Linked DNA regions of Homo sapiens: region 1 is linked to region 2. A link is a loop called in an ENCODE intact Hi-C map of the cell type or tissue named here. Cell type or tissue: mammary epithelial cell. All regions are shown on one strand. Links, peaks and the distances in the headings refer to the core of each region. The heading gives the core; the rest is flanking DNA.

What was found. Peaks named below come from ENCODE experiments on the same cell type or tissue, not always from the same donor. Only the 100,000 strongest peaks of a DNase experiment are listed, where the experiment ranks them.
Region 1: a loop joins it to region 2, with 18 times the contacts of the local background. A loop is called at or near these places in 2 of 110 quality-filtered maps.

The regions. Positions count from the first base shown.
Region 1 is chr4:139,598,578-139,601,497 of GRCh38, forward strand. LOC105377622 (a long non-coding RNA gene) reads right to left here. Exons shown (of 6, transcript NR_171655.1): 6 at 1-2,920. Among named protein-coding and RNA genes, the nearest start is that of QKILA, 23 kb to the right of the region's middle. In mammary epithelial cell, for the core only: no CTCF peak of the experiment used is centred there; a DNase peak (open chromatin) is centred at 1,624.
Region 2 is chr4:140,325,318-140,328,237 of GRCh38, forward strand. The region is part of intron 2 of SCOC-AS1 (SCOC antisense RNA 1); the gene reads right to left. It also overlaps a transcript of SCOC not described here. Among named protein-coding and RNA genes, the nearest start is that of SCOC-AS1, 47 kb to the right of the region's middle. In mammary epithelial cell, for the core only: a CTCF peak has its summit at 1,271; no DNase peak of the experiment used is centred there.

The DNA of each region.
Region 1 (2,920 bases), core at 302-2,801, 730 kb before region 2:
CTGCGATGGTACTGGTCCATGGCCTGTTGGGAACTGGGCCACACAGCAGGAGGTGAGCGGCCCCATGAGCATTGCCACCTGAGCTCCACCTCCTGTCAGAGCAGTGCCATTAGATTCTCATGGGAATGCAAACCCTATTGTGAACCACACACGTGAGGGATCTAGGTTGCGTGCTCTTATGAGAATCTAACTAATCCTTGATGATCTGAGGTGGAGCAGTTTCATCCCGAAACCATCCACACACACACCCACCACCCTGCTGCCTCTCTCCCCCGGCACTCCTGCCCCTGTCCGTGGAAACATGGTCTTCCACAAAACCGGCCCCGGAAGGATGAGGACTGCTGCTCTAGAGCCCCTGGAAGCAAGAACCCCTTAATCTCAGACTTCCTGGCCTTAGAACTGTGAGAGAATAAATTTCTGTTGTTTTAAGCCGCCAAGTTTGTGGTGATGTGTTACAGCAGCCCCAGGAAACCGATACGGTCATCTTTAATGTTTCTCTTATTTCTCTTTCTGTGGAGCCTTACCTCCAGTCTCTCAGTAAATCCTGTTGGCCCTATCTTCAAAATATACCCAGAATCTGCCCACATCTTACCACCTCCATAGCTACCTGCTTGGGCTGAGCTCTCAGCATCTCTTGCCTGGAGTATTGCAGTCCTACTAGTCTTCCTGATCCTGCCCTTGACACCCCCGCCTCCAACCCCTGGTGATCCTTTTAACATGGAAGTTGGATCATATCATTCCTCTAGTTACTGTCTCAGAGTATGAGTCAAACTCTTACAAATAATGGGGCCAGGCAGGGTGGCTCACGCCTGTAATCCCAGCACTTTTGAAGGCTGAGGTGGGCAGATCACTTGAGGTTAGGAGTTTGAGACCAGCCTGGCCAACATGGTGAAACGCTGTCTCTACTACTACTACTAATAATAATAATAAAACCTAGCTGGGCATGGTGGTGGGTGCCTGTAGTCCCAGTTACTCGGGAGGTATAGCAGAAGAATCACTGGAACCCAGGAGGCAGAAGTTGCAGTGAGCCGAGATTGTGCCACTGCACTCCAGCCTAGGTGACAGAGCGAGACTCCGTCTCAACCTTCATGATCTGGGCTGCTTCTGTGATGTTTCTAACCTCTTCTTAGACTGTCTCTCTGCTGCTGCTTACCTTTTCAGCCACAATGGCCCCTTTGCTTTTCCTTAAACACCCCATTCATGTTTCTGCCTCAGGGCCTTTGCACTGACTTTTTATTTTGTCTGAAACACTCTTCCTGCAGATACCTAAATAGCTAACTCCCTAATCTCATTCAAGTCTTACTCAAATACCATCCTCTCAGTGAGGTCTCCCCTGACCACCTTATTTAAAAATACAACCCTGAAACACTCTTCTTCTTCCTCCTTCTTTGCTTTATTTTTCTCCATAGCTCTTATTGCCATATAAATACCATATATCTTACTTGCTTATTTACTTATTGTTTTTCTCCACCTGCTAGAAGGTGAGATCCCTGTGACTAGGGAACTGGGGAGATCTTTTTCTGTTCACTGCTGTAACTCCAGCCTCTAGAACAATGCTTGGCATGTAGTACGTACTCAACTCAGTAAATATTTGTTTAATGAATAATTGAAGGTCAGACAGCCTCAATGCATGGTCTACAGAAATAAATGCAATAAGATGACGCATCCTATCTGCTGTCTCATGCTCCCTCTCATCTTCTGGAGACAAAGAAGAGGGAGAGATACGTGTGCCATCAGAAGCTGCACTTTAAAAAATTAATTAACAATTGTGGAAAAGTATACATAACATTAAATTTACCATCCTAACTTTTTTTTTTTTTTTTTTTTTGGAGACAGAGTCTATCTCTGTTGCCCAGGCTGGAGTGCAGTGACGTGATCTCGGCTCACTGTAACCTCTGCCTCCTGGGTTCAAGCGATTCTCGTGCCTCAGCCTCCTGTGTAGCTGGGATTACAGGCATGCGCCACCATGCGTGGCTAATTTTTTTGTATTTTTAGTAGAGATGGGTTTCACCATGTTGGCCAGGCTGGTCTTGAACTCCTGACATCAAGTGATCTGCCCACCTTGGCCTCCCAAAGTGTTGGGATTATAGGTGTGAGCCACCGCGCCTGGCCCATACTAACCATTTTTCAGTCTGCAACTCAGTAGTAAGTACATTCACATTGTTCAACTAATCTCCAGAACTTTTTCATCTAGCAAAACTGAAATACATCCATTACACACTAACTCCATTCCCTTTTTCCCCTAGCCCTTGGCAACCACCCTCCCTTCTACTTTCAGTTTCTATAAATGTGACTAGTCTAAGTACCGCATATAAATGGAATCATACAATATTTGTTGTTTTGTGACTGGCTTATTTCACTTAGCATCATGCCTTCAATGTTCATCCACGTAGCATGTATCAGAATTTCCTTCCTTTTTAAGTTGAAAGCTGTACTTTTGAGTGACACCTATTATTCCACCTGGGCTTCCCTGGAGTGATCCAGTTCCCTCATTACTTTCATGGCTGGTCCAGCACAGCACAGGTGACTAAACTTGACTTCAGGGGGAAGCAATGAGGTTGAAAACTTCGTGTCATGGGGTGTCCCACGAGCTCTGTTTCCTGTGGTGTCAGTTGGCTTTGCTGGCCATAATGAACTCGGGCCCGCTGCTTGGGCGTGCAGAGGGGACCTTGCAGGCTTCTAGGTTAGAGCAAACCTTTTCCCTGCCACACAGCCTTTCCGGTACCCACACAGTCTTTGGCATGATCTTTTGAAGGAGATTTGCCCCCGTTTCAGTGGGTGCAAGTCAACTCATCATTCCACGAGATGATTTTGATAAGCCTTGAGAATTCACTCCAATGTCAAGCAGTCTGTCAGACCAGAATTAAAGTCCTTTCATAATGAATCTGTCTCCAGGAGAAGTGATTGTTCTGGCTTAGGC
Region 2 (2,920 bases), core at 215-2,714:
TATCAAAATTTAAATCTTTGCTTTGCCAAAGATGCAGTTGAGAAAATAAAAAGACTGGCACAGAGGCAAGGCACAGACTGGGGAAAAAATTGCAAATCACATATCTGACAAAGACTCGTTTCCAGAGTGTATATATAATATGTCTCTCTCTATATAATGACATGTTAAAACTCAGTAATAAGAAACAACCCAATCTTACAAACGGGCAAAATATCTGAACAGATATTTCTTTAAGAAGATATCAATAGCAAATAAATATAAAAGAGGTGTTCAGCATCATTTGTTATCAGAAAAATGTAAATGAAAACCATAATGTGATAGCACTACACACCTATCAGAATTTCTGGAATAGAGAAAAACGTGGCAGTATGGTGAGATGCAAAGCAACAGGAACTCTCATTCATTGCTGTTGAGCATACTAAATAGCACAACCAGGTTGGAGGACAATTTGGAAATTTCTTATAAAGTTAAACATATACTTACCACATGATCCAGAAATCCCAATCCAAGGCATTTATCCAAATGAGTTGAAAACTAATGTTCATACAAAAATTCATATAAAAATGTGTATAACAACTTTATTCACAGTCATTCCAAACGAGAAACAGCTGCAATGTCCTTCAGTAGGTAATGGAATAAGGAACTGTGATATATCCGTACAGTAGGCTATTGCTCAACAATAAAAATGAATGCATTATCGATTTACACAACAACACGGATCTTAAATGCATTCTGTAAGTGAAACAAGCCAGACCCAAAAGGCTACATATTATATGATTTCATTTTTATGACATCGTGTAAAAGGCACAACTATAGGGATAGAAAACAGGTCAGTGGTTCAGTGGTTAGCAGGGTTGAGGGAAACGGGAGAGGTTTTCTACAAAGGGACTGGATGAGAAGTAATTTTTAGCATGATGAAACGGTTCTATACATTACTTGGGCAGGTGGATACATGGCTCTATGCATTTTCAAACCCCATAGAACAGTAGTCTACAAAGAGTGAACTTTACTGTATGCAAATTGAAAAAAAAATCAACGAGGATGTTTAGGGGGAGATCCCAATAGGCAACACAGAAAAAAGTTATTTGCTGAGCAGCAACTTTTAAAGGTGCCAGAGAGTTAAAACAAAAGAAAACAAAACAAAAAAACAAAACAGCAATAAATATAGTGGCATGACTTCAAAAAAGTTCATTTATAATTTCTTCACTTGTGTCCACTGTGGTGAATTCTGTCAATGTGAGCTCCTGAAAAGCAAGGCCTGTGTTTGTCTCCCTCTGTAGGCCCACGCTTTACAGTACAGCATTTCTCAAATGAGTTATAGGCAGACCCCCCCCCCTACACTGTTAGGGAGAAAACAAACCTCCCGTGGACTTCTAATGCTAAAGTCTTTTATTATCTTGTTTTAAACATATGTTTAAACATACAAATATATAAATGCTTGTGTTTACAATTCTTATACACCTAGGAGACCATAACAAAATTATGAATTAGACACAAAGAACTGGAGCCCCAGTAAAGCTCAATCTGATAACATTCATTGGTGAAACTCAATCACTGCTCACAATGTGACTCTGCTCCTGAGGCCTGTGGTCTAGTCTTGGAAGTGGGCAGCCATGATAAATGTTGGAACTCAAATGTTTCCACCTTTATTCTCTCTTCTAATGATTACACAAACATCATTTTCACAGCAAACCTTGATGTTGTATAGGATGGCTTGAAGAAGTTGAAAATCACTTCCTACATCAGCACCATCAAAACTACTACTAGACCTTGTTATGATTTTCCTGTTCCCACCTGCATCTAACCTGTGATAAACAAAATTTAGTTTATGTTAAATTTGGCCCTTGTCCTCTAAGGAGTGTTAAGTGTGAAGCCATCACAGTGTTGCTGATGAACAGAATTTACCTCTGTTCGAAGAGCGAGGACTCTGTGATTATGTGGGAAGGCTCTGCTGTCTTTGTCTTCAGTCTTTGCCTGCTTTAGCAAATTCTGATAGGAGGAAGATGCAAACACCACTCTCAGGTGGGATTTCAAAATCCTGCACCATCAAACTGATCTGTTTTGAACTATATGGAGCTCTCTAAGGTTACAATAATTCTTTCTACTGTGCTTTCAATACTGAAAAAAAAAATCACTTATTAGTGGACAATTCAACAAGCAATTTAAATAGAAATTATTTTTAAAAACATGCTTGACACATAGCCAGACATAGTGGCACATGGCTGTAGTCCTAGCTACTTGGGAGGCTGGGGCTTGATCCCAGGAGGTAAAGGGCAGCTTGGATAACATAGCGAGACCCTGTTTCAAACAAAACAAATGTTTTGTTTGAAATGCTTGACAACTAATTATGTTGATTACCTATGATTTGGAGAAATCCATGCTATAACAATGAATAGTCAAGCGTTCACTCTGGAGTAATCCAACACTTTGCTGTATTCCATATGAAAATAAAACATGCCTTTGAATTTTTACAAGGATGCAGCCAGCTTTTGTTTGAATCTGTGAAATGGCAAGTTTGGGGCTGGACTAGGACTGTATCAGGGAAAGAAGCTGTTTGGCATGTTTTTTTTTTCTGTAGTGTTGAGCATTGCTGCTTGTTGGGCAGCTCAAAGGACAAGATATTCAAAGATCTCCCTGCCAGCAGGTGCCTCCAACGCCACACTTGAGAAGTGGATATGCGTGAGCCAAGTCCTGGCAGCCACACTCACCAGCCACGTAGTCCTTGGGGACATCACCAGACTCCTCGTGCTTCTGCTTCCTCACCAGTAATGAGTTTTAAATGGGAAGATGCAGGGAACATGCTGAGAAGAAAGCTTAGCACACAGGACATGCTCTATCATGTTAGCTCTTCTTACTGACACACTTAACACATTGGATTACAGTCACCCATCTCCTATTTTTGCTTTAAACCTAACTGGTC